Linked DNA regions of Homo sapiens: region 1 is linked to region 2. Evidence: chromatin loops called from intact Hi-C (ENCODE). Cell type or tissue: ovary. All regions are shown on one strand. Each heading gives the region's core, and the rest is flanking DNA. Links, peaks and the distances in the headings are about the cores only.

The links. Peaks named below come from ENCODE experiments on the same cell type or tissue, not always from the same donor. Only the 100,000 strongest peaks of a DNase experiment are listed, where the experiment ranks them.
Region 1: it touches region 2 in a loop (12-fold over the local background); 1 of 110 quality-filtered maps calls a loop at or near these places.

What each region holds. Positions count from the first base shown.
Region 1 is chr17:61,484,973-61,489,972 of GRCh38, reverse strand. It overlaps TBX4 (T-box transcription factor 4), which reads right to left. Exons shown (of 9, transcript NM_001321120.2): 9 at 4,863-5,000. Among named protein-coding and RNA genes, the nearest start is that of TBX4, 35 kb to the right of the region's middle. RefSeq lists enhancers at 2,161-3,023, 3,024-3,886. In ovary, for the core only: no CTCF peak of the experiment used is centred there; no DNase peak of the experiment used is centred there.
Region 2 is chr17:60,131,676-60,139,695 of GRCh38, reverse strand. It overlaps LOC100996660 (a long non-coding RNA gene), which reads left to right and starts at 4,052. Exons shown (of 3, transcript NR_187530.1): 1 at 4,052-4,940; 2 at 7,184-7,260. RefSeq lists enhancers at 107-640, 4,111-4,210, 4,321-4,380. In ovary, for the core only: no CTCF peak of the experiment used is centred there; a DNase peak (open chromatin) is centred at 3,995; H3K4me3 peaks cover 1,389 bases; H3K27ac peaks cover 634 bases.

The DNA of each region.
Region 1 (5,000 bases), core at 1-5,000, 1.4 Mb before region 2:
GAAACGTGTAGAGATGTAGAAAATCTTTAGGAGGTAGAATCTGCAGTTTGGTGAGCATTTGGGGTGGGCAGGTAGGGAGAGGAGGGAGTTGGCGCTGAAGCCCAGGCTTCTGACTTGAGCAACTGGATGCTGGCTGGTGGTGCCATTACCAAAACGGAGGATGTGAGGGAGGCCTGGAGGGAGAGTCTGGGTTCCAGTCTGAATTGGAGGACTTAACATCTCTTTCTGGCAGAGATGTCCAGAAGATGGTATCAGGAGACCGAAATGAGATCGGACTTGAGGTTCGTTGGCATATGTTGGTGAGAGAAGCCGTGGGAACAGATGCCGTCACCCAGGGAGAGGACCTAGGGAGGAGTGGAAAATGCTAAAGCCCCAGCCTGAACAACAGCAGCATTGCAGGCCTGGGCAGGAGCAGGGTGTCTGAGGCGGACAGCCAGGGAGGGGAGGAAAACAAACACGGGGAGGAGGCCCAGAAGTCAACCTTTGTCCACCCGGGCAGCGATTCAGCAGATCCAGCACTTCCTGACGTTACTGCCGTTAGCACTGGGCACAGTTTCTTTTAGCCTTTCTTCTTTTTCTTTTCTTTGGGTACTTCTACAATCACAAGTTTTTTTTTAATTTAATTAAATCTTTTAATTGCAGAAATAATACGTGCCCATTGTAATAAGTTAAACGAAACAGAGATATATGAGGGAATCATCATAAGCAGTTTCTTCTAAATCATGTCTGTGTCCCTAACACACACACACAAATACACGTCATACACATACATCATACATGCATACATCATATACACATAAATGCACCCCATCTCCTGGACATTTCTGCTTAATCGATGTTGGGACCTCCGGAGTGTTTTTTTGTTTTGTATTGCATACACATGGGAGACCATATGTCAGGAACTTTTTTTCACATAGTATTTCATGTATATACAGATATAGTTCATCCCCTTGTTAACTGCTATGTAATGATCTATAGTTTGGCTACACACCAATCTTTTTGTTTTCACTTCAAATGTTCTTGAAATTGTACTCTATATTAGGATCCTTTTTTTTCACTTAGTTTTAAATCAAGTCTCATATCATTAAGGGCCCTTTGTAAACATGATTTCAATGACAGCATCATATTCCAGAATGTATCTCATAATTTACCAATTTACTTTCAGCCAGTTTGGGGCTATTAAAAAGTAAAATCACAATGAATATCATACAGTATTAAACTATGTCCGCATTCCTGGTTATTTTCTTTAGGGAATGAACACTTTTAGAGTCTTTGTCCATGCTACCAAATTGCTCGTTCCAGAAAAACCATGTCAATCTGTACTCCCACTAGCAATGGCTGAGAGAGGCTCCCAACCCCTTTTCTTAAATGTTCACTAATCTGGTAGATGAAAGTGGCATGTTATCACTTCAATTTGCATTTTAGATGACTAGTGAGGTTAATTCTCCATTTGTGATTCTTCTAAGAATTATCTGAATATGCACCCATTGCTCTAGTTTTCCAAAGAGGAGGTGGTCAGCCTTCCTCCCTCACCACCGGCCCAGTCCCAGCCCTGAGCCCTCCTGCCCCAGAGGTTTGGACCCACCCTTGACTTCAAAATGGCCCTTTTCCTCCTGGTTCTGCGTCCCTTGCCATCTGTTCTCAAGCCTCTTCCATCCCCTCCACATCCCCATGGCTGGCCTCTCTCTCTCGGCTTCTGTGCCTGTGGGTGCCCCTTGCTCTGCACCCCAAAACCCTGGCACAGAACAACCAAACACAAGCCTAGAATGTTCAAGCAGGCTGCCAGGGCCTGCCATCAGACTGGGATCAGTGCTGACAGGCCAGCAGACACAGCAGGCACCCCTGCTGCGCCAACCTGGGCCAGGGAGAAACGGGGGGCCACCACGGGGGCCTCCCCTGCAGGGACCGTGCACAATCCCCTCGTCTTTTCCTTTCCCGTTTTTCCTCCTCTCCCCATTATTCTGACTCAGGCTTTAACTTTCACAAATGATGCAGTCTGCTGGTTTGGGGTTTCCGCAGGAGAATTTCTGTACTCCTGGGGGCACTGGGGCCTGTTCGCCCTTGTTACAGAAGAGGAACCCTCGATGCTCTGCAGACCCCGTCAGGCTGCTGTGATAAGCAGGGCTGTTTGAGCTGCATCATGTAAACCTGGCCCTTCCGAGTGAGACTTCGCAGAAATCCCACTGGAGATTCTTCCGCCCCTGCGCTGTCTACTTTCCTTCATAATGATAAATGGCTGAAAAGAAAACTATCTAATCTCCAAACTGCTTGCTTTTTTTTTCTCCTCTTTCTTCAAGGAGAGGAGGAAGAACACAGTCACATAAAACAGAGTCCTTCATCGCCTGCTTCTCAGGAGACGGTTCTTTCCCTTTTCATCCCGGGCCTGTTTCTGATCTGTGATGGGCTCGCATTGAAAGCTCCAGCCCGGTCCTCCCTAATCAGCTGCGACAGCCGCTGCGGTTGCTCGGGTTGCCCATCGAAATTGAATTGATTACCCGGCCGCTTTGCCATTTTGTTCGGCGCACAATTGCTTAATAGCTGTCACCTTGGCTTTCAGTCCAGGCCGGCTTCAGGCTGACTGGTTCCCATTACTCGGGATGGCCAGTGCAAGTTCATCACCTTGACAGGATGTCCCTGATTGGTTCCGTATGCCTTGGAGACCTGTCATAGATTTGCGTGGGGGGAGAGAGGGCTTGCCGGGGGATGGCATGGAAATCTCTTGGCTGCAGGAACAGCCAGGTTTCACTGCAGGACTCACCACGTTTGAATCATTACCAGGTCTTCTTGTCAGGAGTGTGGCCTCTGCTGACATAGCTGCTAATGAATTTGTAAATTTTTAAAAAATACAAAACAACCCAGACTGTTCTAACCTTTGCTGTCGCCACCTGCCGCCTGGGTGGGGGTGGCAAGCAAACAGCCTCTGCCCCCTCTCCCCCGACCCCGCCAACCCCTTTCCCCTGCTGGCTGAGCTGGAGACCCGGGCTGGGACAGAGACATCTTTCAAGTGAAATCCTTTGCGCTGGGAACTACTTCAATTAGACAGCAGGGGGAATGTTAACATGCCCTCCGGCCTTTTAAGTGGGTTTTAATTTTATGTTGTAAGATAAGACACTGCGAGGCTGGGCTGCTACTCCTCCAGCAGGCTCCATTAGTGGGGCGAGCCGAGGCCTCTTGACCCCCTGAGGCCCAGCCAAGGCTGGAAGTTGGTTTGGTTTTTTAACAATTTGTCAGTCTGACCCAGCTTCTCTTTCCCTTCTCCCTTTTGTTATTCCAGGCTCTTCTACGGTTGAGGGCCAACTGTCTGTGGCTGAGTTGCTGCTGAGAGGCCTGCCCTGGCTTCTCCCCAGGGGCCTGGCCCTGGGCTGGAGAGCACAGCCCCCAAGGCTGCCTTCCCGTGGACATGCAGCTGAACGTTAATTGGCTTTTGTCCCCTTCCCAGGCAGGGCACAGCAGAAGCAGACCCTTTTCATGTGGCAGGTTTCTGGCCGATGATGTATGACCTGTTGGCGCTCCTGAATGGTGCCCTTTGTTTCAGGATATCCCATGTGCCCCCTTTTTATTGAGCTGTTGATTCAGAGGCGCAGGAAAGTTCCACAAATCCCACTGCAGGCCCGGCTCTGGCCATGCCCAGGTGGGGAAGCCCAGGGACCTCACGCTTCCCAGGAAGCTGGCAGGAAGCCGTGGGCTGCCTCGAGGCAAAATACCCCTTTAAGAAGTGGCTTTCTTCATGTCAGACTCAGCCAACCATGTGTTTGGAGAGAACCTGGGAACATCCGCGTTGCCCCCAGCCCTCTGCCTGGGCTCTAGAAGGTGTGGAGTGTCCCAGATGTGCTGTCTTCACCCAGAAAGAAAAGAGCGCAGCAGGTGGGAGTTAGGAAGAGCCCTCTCACTTCCCTGTCCCCTGAGCCAAGCTCAGTTAACATCTTTCTCCATGACCAAGAATCCCAAGGTGTGCGCCAGCAGCTAAGGGAGGATGGAGCTTGGCTTCCTGTTCTGCAGGAAGAAGTCCAGCCAGAGAGCAGCCTAGAGCCACAAAAGGACTCTGGAGAAACAGGAGACAAGGTTGAGTCTTTACCCAGCAGGAAGTCTCATCTCAGTCCTGACAGGGCAAGGATTCAAGGGCATGCCTCCCTTGCCTTCTCTTTTCCTGGGTTCCTAGACCAGCCTGCAGTGGAGATGGTGGATGCGGGTAAGCAGCTTTGGGGAAGGAGCAATGAGGGGCAGGGCAGGTGGCAAGGCTGTAAGGAGGGAGACCCAGCAGCGCCTTCCTATGCCTGCCTCTTCCAATCTAGGGTGAACCTGGGCTGGATTTCACCTTGCTTTTCCTCTCTCCATCTTGTGGCCAAGCTTTAGGGACCTGGCAAAGGTGCAGGCGAATGGGGACTTTGCCAGGCCTTGACTCACCCATTCTGGGGTGATGGTGGTGATGAGCTCATGCCCCTGACTGCTCCAGGAAGCCCCCCGCACTGACTCAAACCTGCTCTTCAGTTCCTTTTCTGAAGCAGCTGCATAAATCCCACCAGGAATTCCCTACTTACGAGACCACTTCCCCCAAATGGCCAGCTTATGTGTTGACTGCTGAAAGGAGACAGATTCCTGCTTTACTGCCTGCCCGCCCTTCTGGGGTCTTTGTGGACCCTGGAGTCCAGATTCATAACCCAGGGAGTAGCATGAGATCAAAGGTGCAATTGCTCTGTGGTCCTAGGTGACTTCACTGTGAGCTCAGAGGCTCCACGGTACACATGTTCAGAGGTACTGAGGGCCTTACCTGACACTTGAGAAAAAGAATACCAGCAAAAAAGAGGCAGAGGCCGTTGCAGAGCCAAGAAATGACAAGTCAGTAATAAAGAGCATCCACACACTTCACAGTTGTAAAATGGCTTTATGTTCCGATATGCAAAATAAAACATCCATGCTATATAACAAAACACTTGAAGTTCCATATCACCTGTTAGCTAATGTGTTTTCTAAAAAAGCCTTATCTGTAGTGTGTGTGTGTT
Region 2 (8,020 bases), core at 1,178-6,177:
GAAGACCAAACCTTGGTCGCGCCCCTGGAGCCCTCTTTTCCTTGGAATTCCAGTGTAGACACCGTCGCGGGTGCTGGTTGCAAGGGACCCTCAGGTCCCCGCTGGCCCAGACTTGCAGCCTCGTCTAAAACCTCCCGCCCCAGGTTAAAAGGCAAAATAACGGCACCTGGAGGGGCAATGGAGCGCGGACGGGCTGTTCGAGGGCAGCGGGGCAGAACGGTCCCGCTGCGCAGCGCTATGACCGGGACGGAAGCCATGGACCGTTTCTGGGAAGCAGGTAAATGGAATTAAGTAGATTTAAGATTCCAAGGCGTTTTACACGCGGTCCCTTCTGAGCCTCTCAGCAGCCGAGGAAGGTAGGCCCAAGCATCAGCTGTCATCCACGAAGGCTCTCAGAGGGCGGCCGACGCCTCCACGTCACACAGCCGAGGGTCTCTGAAGCCGGGACTCGAATCCAGGGTTCTGCACACCAGATCTGCTGCTAGTCCTCGGCACCTGCTGCCTCGCGGGAGCCCAGTCGCCTGCAGGACAGGGAGTCCCTGCAGCTGCCCCGTTCGCTGTGCCTCCGGGGTCAGTCGTGGGCGCCCCAGTCCAAGCGCGGCCTCGGAACCGAATGGACAAAGACGACGGGGGCTGGAGACGCGTAGGGATGGCTGCGGCAATTACGGCCCTAGGAGGGGGAGCGCACCGCGCATGGGGACCGTGGACAGGCGGGGCCCCCTGATCCAGTCGGAATGAGGCGCGGGGCTCCCGGTTAGCGACTTGCCTATACACAACGCCCCATCTCCTGAGTTCGCTTTCAAGGCCCACCCACTGTTCCACTCATTCAGCGCTGGGCCATTCCACAGGCAGTTCCCCCGAGCCGGCCAGGTTCCACCTTCTGGCTGTTTCAGCTTCCTGAATTTCTTATCCCACCTGCCCGCAACAGCCTTCTGGACCAGCCTGGCGGGACACAAGGCGAGCCCCTGGTACTTAGGAATGTCCACTAGTCAGGGTCTGCACAGTTGCTGCAGCCAGCCAAACACTTTGTTGGGGACGAAGGAGAGGGATCTCTGGTGACTGGGGAGAGCCCAGGTCCAGCTTTTGGGGGCTAGGGAGCTACACTGTGGAGGGAGCCACACCCTGTCCTCTGGGTGACCAGTGAGGACTATACTCACTGTGCACCAACAATGTCAGATATTTCTTTCCTGGACGCCCAGGAAGTTCTCCTCAGACCAGAACTTAGTCCCCGCTTTCCAGCAGCTGCTCAAAATATATAGTCTCTTGGCCAGGCACGGTGGCTCATGTCTGTAATACCAGCATTTTTGGGAGGACAAGGCAGGAGGATGGCTTGGCCAGGAGTTCCAGACCAGCCTGAGCAAGACAGTGAGACCTTATCTCTACAGAAAAAAAAAAAAAAAAAAAAAAGCTAGGCCTGGTGGTGCATGCCTGTAGTCCTAGCTACTCAAGAAGCTGAGATAGGAGGATCATTTGAGCCCAGGGGTTTGCAGCTGTAGTGAGCTGTGTTCATGCCACTGTACTCCAGCCTGGGTGACAGAGGAAGACCCTGTCTCTATAAAAAATTATATATAATATTATATATTACATATAATCTTAGCAGGAGGGGTGGCTGAAAGCAGGCCTGGGTAGGTTTTGTAAAGAATGAGTTCACTGGACTCCTCTGCAAAACTCTACCTGTGGAACCCAGAGCCAAGGCCTTGCCACTCCCTCCCCACTGGGTAAGGCACAAGTGGCAAGTGGGCCAAGGATAAGTGGTAGGGGGACACGAGGGTGTCCAGCCTGTTAAAATGGTCACTGCAGATGTCATGCTGGCCTGGGAGCAGTAGAGCTTGGAAAACATCTGCTGCTGCCTGCCTGCCCTGATGGTCCCAGAGATAGGGTGAGGAGTAAATGATTCAGGGCAGGACCCCACAGCTGATCAGCTGATGGCTTGGTTGGGCACAGCAGATTCAATTTTTGCCTTTTTTTTTAAAATATACAGAGTCTTGCTCTGTTGCCCAGGATAGACTGCAGTGGTATGATCTCAGCTCACTGCAACCTCCACCTCCCGGGTTCAAGCAATTCTGTGCTTCAGCCTCCCGAGTAGCTGGGACTACAGGCTCGCACCACACGCCTGGCTAATTTTTTGTATTTTTAGTACAGATGGGGTTTTGCCATGTTGGCCAGGCTCGTCTCGAACTCCTGGCTTCACGTGATCCGCCTGCCTCGGCCTCCCAAAGTGCTGGGATTACAGGTGTGAGCCACCACGCCCAGTCTAGCAGATTCAATTTTTAACAATCTTCCTTCTCTGTCCCACCTTGGAGCCCTCCTGATTTTGTCTGTTTATCTGGTAGGGCCTGCTGTGCTCCTTGCGGATGTGACCAAAGCTCTGAAGCACAGGGTCCCCGCCTGATCTTCCCTTGCCTCTCAAATGTGGCACCCTCCTTCAGCTTGTATATCTGGGCTTCATGTTCTGAGGCAGGAAACTGGATATTGCTGAGGTACAGCCACTCAGCTGGGACCACAGAAGGCAGAAGAGGAGAGTTAGAAACAGGAGAGGACATAAAGTGGGCACCTTCTCATCAAGGACTGGCGCCTAGCCTGGGAGGCCTCCTTCCTGCTGAATATAATCACAATAACACAATAATAACAGTAGCTCCCAATTCTTGCCCATTTACTATATGTCTCTGCCAGGCATGCTGCAAGTGAGTTATATCCATCATTTCATTTAATCCTTTCAGCAATCTGTGAGGTATGTGCTGTGATGATGTTCATTTATACACATGGTGCTGGTAGAAGTTAAATTACCCAGACCACACTGCCAGAAACAGCTAGGATTCCGGCACAGGCCTTCTGACTTCAGATGCCTCTCAGATGCTTTCCTGGCCTTGCAGGGGTTTTTCTCTGTGGTGCTTCAATGCCCCATGGAGCACGACCTCTCTGATGACCTCAAGACAAAACTCTGCAAAAGAACCCCAGCAGGGTATCAGGCTGGAGGAGTGTGTGTCGGGGGGGGGGGGGGGGCGGGTGTGCATGTGTAGAGGGTGATTAGGTGCATTCTGGATAAATCAGAGTGCCAAGAGGGACTCCCCCAAACTTCCAAGGTCCTTTCAGGGTTGGACAGCCAGGAGAAGGTGGCTTCCTCAAGAAAAGAGGTACTGCTGGAGCCTGTCCGCCCTGGCTCCTTTCAGATCTGTGGGTAAAAGGCAGCCAGTGGCTGAGCTGGGAGTTCAAGAGGAGCACAGGAGCATGCAGGCCTACAAGTCTGTCTCCTTCCTGTCTGCTGATGAGAGCAGCTTGATGAGAGTACAGCTCCTCCCTGGGGATCTCAGAGTCTGATGGAAGTGACATAGTTTATAACTAGGGGCACAAGGACCATGCCTGTTTCTCATAGGGGACCCAGCACCAGGGCAGTGCCAGATACACAACGGGAGCACAATACATATTTGTGGATGGACAATGCTCATTTTTATTTTTCTTATGCCTCAGTTTCCCCGGCGATGGTGTCCTGGACTGAAGAGACTGACTGGAGTGCATGTTACTGCCGACAAAGTTTCAGAACACCGGCCAGCGCAAGACCACCGACATCAGACTGAGATACAACGGCAGCGATCCTGGATTTGCAGGGCCAGGATAAACAAGGGACTGTAGAGACCATTTTGTCCCATTCATTAATTTTTAGGCAGAACACAGATCTAGAGAGAATAGATGACTTGCCCCAAGCTACCCCGCGAAGGAGGAGGAGGGCCACGGATAAATAGTGTGCTTCGAGAATCTTAACTCTTCGGGGTCAACCTCTCCTTCTACGCCAAGGAAACAGGATCTTCCTGCAACCCCCCGAGACAACCACCGAACAGTCACCCAACTTAGCACTAGGGCCCAGACGTTCCGTCGATCGAATGTACCACGCTCGATTTCTAGGTCTTTAGCACAACGCAGGATAAGTCGATTGGTCGTCCCTGCCGGTCGCTGCTGAGCGCTGATTGGCTCCGGCTTGGGAAGCGGCAGAAAAGGCCGGCGTGTGGGGCGGGCCTGGGGAAGGGACTCCCGCGGCCCTAAGGTGCTGGCGGGCGTTTGGCGTTGCAGCTGTGTGGGCGCTGGTGCGTGCGAGTAGCGCTCGAAGAAACCCAAAGGCGTCGTGGGGCTGCCGTGTGCCCCAGAGAGCACTGCAGGCCGGGTAGGGGCTAAGGCTCCCCGCAGTCTTCTGTGTGTCGTCCAGTACGCAGTTGAAATCGTTCTCCAACCTGGCCAGTCCTCCGAGGCCCTTCTCAGGCGACCAGACTCTGTTAACAGAGTCCATTGCTAAAACTCCTCGTTAGTATTTACCACTCCTCCAGTCTGTGTTTTGAAGCAGTGGTTTTCAACCACTGCCCGTTTTCAGAAGAAATCATCTCAAGCGTCCGTGTGCTGCTAGAAGCCGGGCCGGGAGGTCTTGGTGCCGGACTCCACCCTGCAGCCCTTCCCTTTCGCCACCGCCCTGTGCTTAGAGAAACCTTAGAGTGGAGCAATGAGTCGCCCTTGACTGAGTAACTCTTCGGGGTCAACTTCTCCTTCCACGCCAAGGAAAGGATTCCAGGGCGATGTTTCTGGAAATAGAGATCTGACCAAGCCACTGCTCTGGTGAAAATTCAGTGGGTCCCTAGCACCTAGTGCAGCGGCTCCTAGCCTGAGTATTGCCGTCTTTCGGTGGGGAGGGGTTGGGTTTTTTTGTAGCATCTGTTGATCTGATCTCCAACATCCTCCACGTCAATTCCCACTCCACCCACATCCCTTATCCTATACGTAAGCTTTCCAGCCACGGTGCTGGCTTGGGTGGGGGTGCGTGCGGTGCTGACACCAAAATGGAGGTCCCGTGTTTCTGAGAGTCTCTTTCAGAGCAATGCAAACCTGAAACTACTCCTGCCAAGAAACGATTGCAGCTCTTCCCGGAAAAGTTAAAGCCTTTGAGAAACAAAGCTGAGGTGGGTAACTTAATTAAAAAAATACAGAGAGGAGTTTCAAGTAGACTAAGTGGGAAGAAAAGGAAAGAGTCTTGGGTGGGGCAGGGATTCAGGGCACCAGCTTCCTTATCGCTGAGCCTGGGGGGTGGGGGAGGAGGGGGCATGTGTTGTCACGGGAGGCATTGATAGAGCAACCTCCTTCAGGGAAAGAAAAATGGAGATAGGAAGCAGAGTGAGGAAAGGCCACAGTGGAGTCTGAGGGCTTCGGGGTGGACTTCTGGCAGGAGCCTTCTCCAGCCATGGCTTTAGGGCTGATATGGTTAGGTGCTTTGTGTCCCCACCCAAGTCTCATCTTAAATTGTAATCCCCATAATCCCCACGTGTCAAAGGAGAGACCTGGTGGAGGTAATTGAATCGTAGGGGTGGTTTCCACCATGCCGTTCTCATGATAGTGTGTGAGTTCTCAGGAAATCAGATGGTTTTATAAGGGGCTCTTCCCCCATCACTCCACACTTCTTTCTGCTGCTTTGTGAAAGAGGTGCCTTGCTTCCACTTCTGCCGTGATTGTAAGTTTCCTGAGACCTCCCTAGTCATGCAGAATTGTGAGTTAATTAAACCTCTTTCCTTTCTAACTTACCCAGTCTTGGGTAGTTTTTTGGTTTTGTTTTGTTTTGAGATGGAGTCTCACTCTGTCACCTAGGCTGGAGTGCAGTGGCGTGATCTCGGCTCACTGCAACCCCCACCTCCCAGGTTCAAGCGATTGTCCTGACACAGTCTCCTAAGTAGCTGGGATTACAGGCACACACCACCACGCCCAGCTAATTTTTGTATTTTTAGTAGAGACGGAGTTTCACCATGTTGGCCAGGCTGGTCTCCAACTCCTGACCTCAAGTGATCTGCCCACCTCGGCCACCAAAAGTGCTGGGATTACACATGTGAGCCACCGTGCCCGGCCTTTTTGTTTTGTTTTGTTTTTGAGACAGAGTCTCACTCTGTCACCCAGGCTGGAGTGCAGTGGTGTGATCTGGCTTACTGCAACCCGCACCTCCTGGGTTGAAGTGATTTTCCTGCCTCAGGCGCCCACCACCACGCCTGGCCATGGGCAGCTCTTTATAGCAGTATGAAAACAGGGTCCCTCTCGGTTGTCCTGTCTGGACTGTCAGTTCACCTGAGCTAGACTCAGGCAGGGGGCTTCCTTTGGCTTTGCTCACCTTGCTGCTGTGGGTCCACTTCAATAAGATGACAACAAAGCAGAGCTCACCTGAGGACATGCAAGAGCCCTCGTTTATGGAGCTTGCAGACTTCACAAGACTCCTAAGAATTGTTGAACGATCGCTGGTTACGGCTTCTTGAGATGGATTACTTGCTTGCTGAAGCACCTGCTTGCTTGACTGTTGCTGCCTGAATTCCTCTTTTTCCCAGGAGACCAGCTAGGGTGGGGAGAGCCTTGCTGGAGCCCTAAGCAAGGAAGGCTGATTTCCAGGGGTGTAGGCTGGCTGACACGGGTGTCACTTTGTTATAGATTAAGATATACCACATAAGCAATATGGCAAAGTTGGGGGTTTTTTTTTGTTTTGTTTTTGTTTTTGAGATGGAGTTTCGCTCTTGTTGCCCAGGCAGGAGTGCAATGGTGCAATCTGGGCTCACTGCAACCTCTGCCTCCCACGTTCAAGCAGTTCTTCTGCCTCAGCCTCCTGAGTAGCTGGGATTACTGGCATGCGCCACCACGCCCGGCTAATTTTGTATTTTTAGTAGAGACAGAGTTTCTCCATGTTGGTCAGGCTGGACTCGAACTCCCGACCTCAGGTGATCCACCTGCCTCGGCCTCTCAAAGTGCTGGGATTACAGGCGTGAGCCACCATGCCTGGCATATATGGCAAAGTTTTAACACCATTTTTTACTAAGATAAGTATCATAAAGGACTTTGTAAAGAATATATTACAACCGATCAGGCCAGTGGCTTTTTGTTTGTTTGTTTAGCAGGATTTGATTGAACCTCATCATGCTATAGATCTTCCATTCAGGGATGATGATGTGGGCATAGTTCAGTGGAGGCTGCCTGCAATGAAACTGGGCAGAGGCAAGAATCGAGAGATCAGCTTTAGCCCAGCTCCCAGGAGCACCAGAGTTAAGAAGGATATCTCCTAGAGGGAAAGCCAGAGACCAGGCAAGGGAACATACATGAACACCCAGCCTGTGCTCTGGTGTGAGGTTGCAACAGGAGTAGGATTGGTTCAATCAGCATATTTTCTTTCATGTACTAGGTTGAAAGTATTAGTCCATTTTATAGATGAAGAAATGGAGGCCCAGAGAGATCACGTGACTTAGCCAAGTCCACCAAGTGAGTAGACGGAGATGACCTGACCTCTGGAGTTCTGTCTCTAACATACCCTAGTTCTTTCTTGATTGTCCATAATATACAAACACAGTGGCCTGAGAATATTTACTCCCCTGGTCACTATTTCTTCAGCTGGAAAGGGAAACAAATTAGTAACATTTGAAAAAACAAAAACCCCAACAACTAAAAAAGTATTACTAAATGCAATGCTGTTTGAGAGAACAAACTGTCAACAAAAATAATACTTAATTCTCTGGAAGTGAAATTAATTAAAAATTCAGAGGAGATACCAGAACACTAGCTGGTAGGATTAAATAAGTGAAGGACCAGCTGGAGCAACATAGCAAGACCTCATCTCCTCAAAAACAAAAAAGAAAAGAAAATTAGGCGTGGTGGCATGTACCTGTAGTCCTACTTACTTGGGAGGCTGAGTGTCAAGGGTTGGGGGGAGAGAGGAGGATTTGGAAGTAATGACTCAGGGGGGTGGGGTTTCTTCTTGGGGTGAAATGTTGGGGATGGAAATGTTCTGAATTTAGCATGCTGGACCACATCAAGTTCAGAAGCTTCTGAACAGCGAAGGAAACAATCAATGAAGAGACCCACAGAATGAGAGAAAATATTTGCAAACCACTCATCTGAAGCTCAGATAACTCCATAGGAAAAAAATCGAATAATCCGATTTAAAAATGGGCAAAATATCTGAATAGACATTTCTCAAAAGAAGACACATATTCTACATTGAAAAAAAAAAATAAGGCCGGGC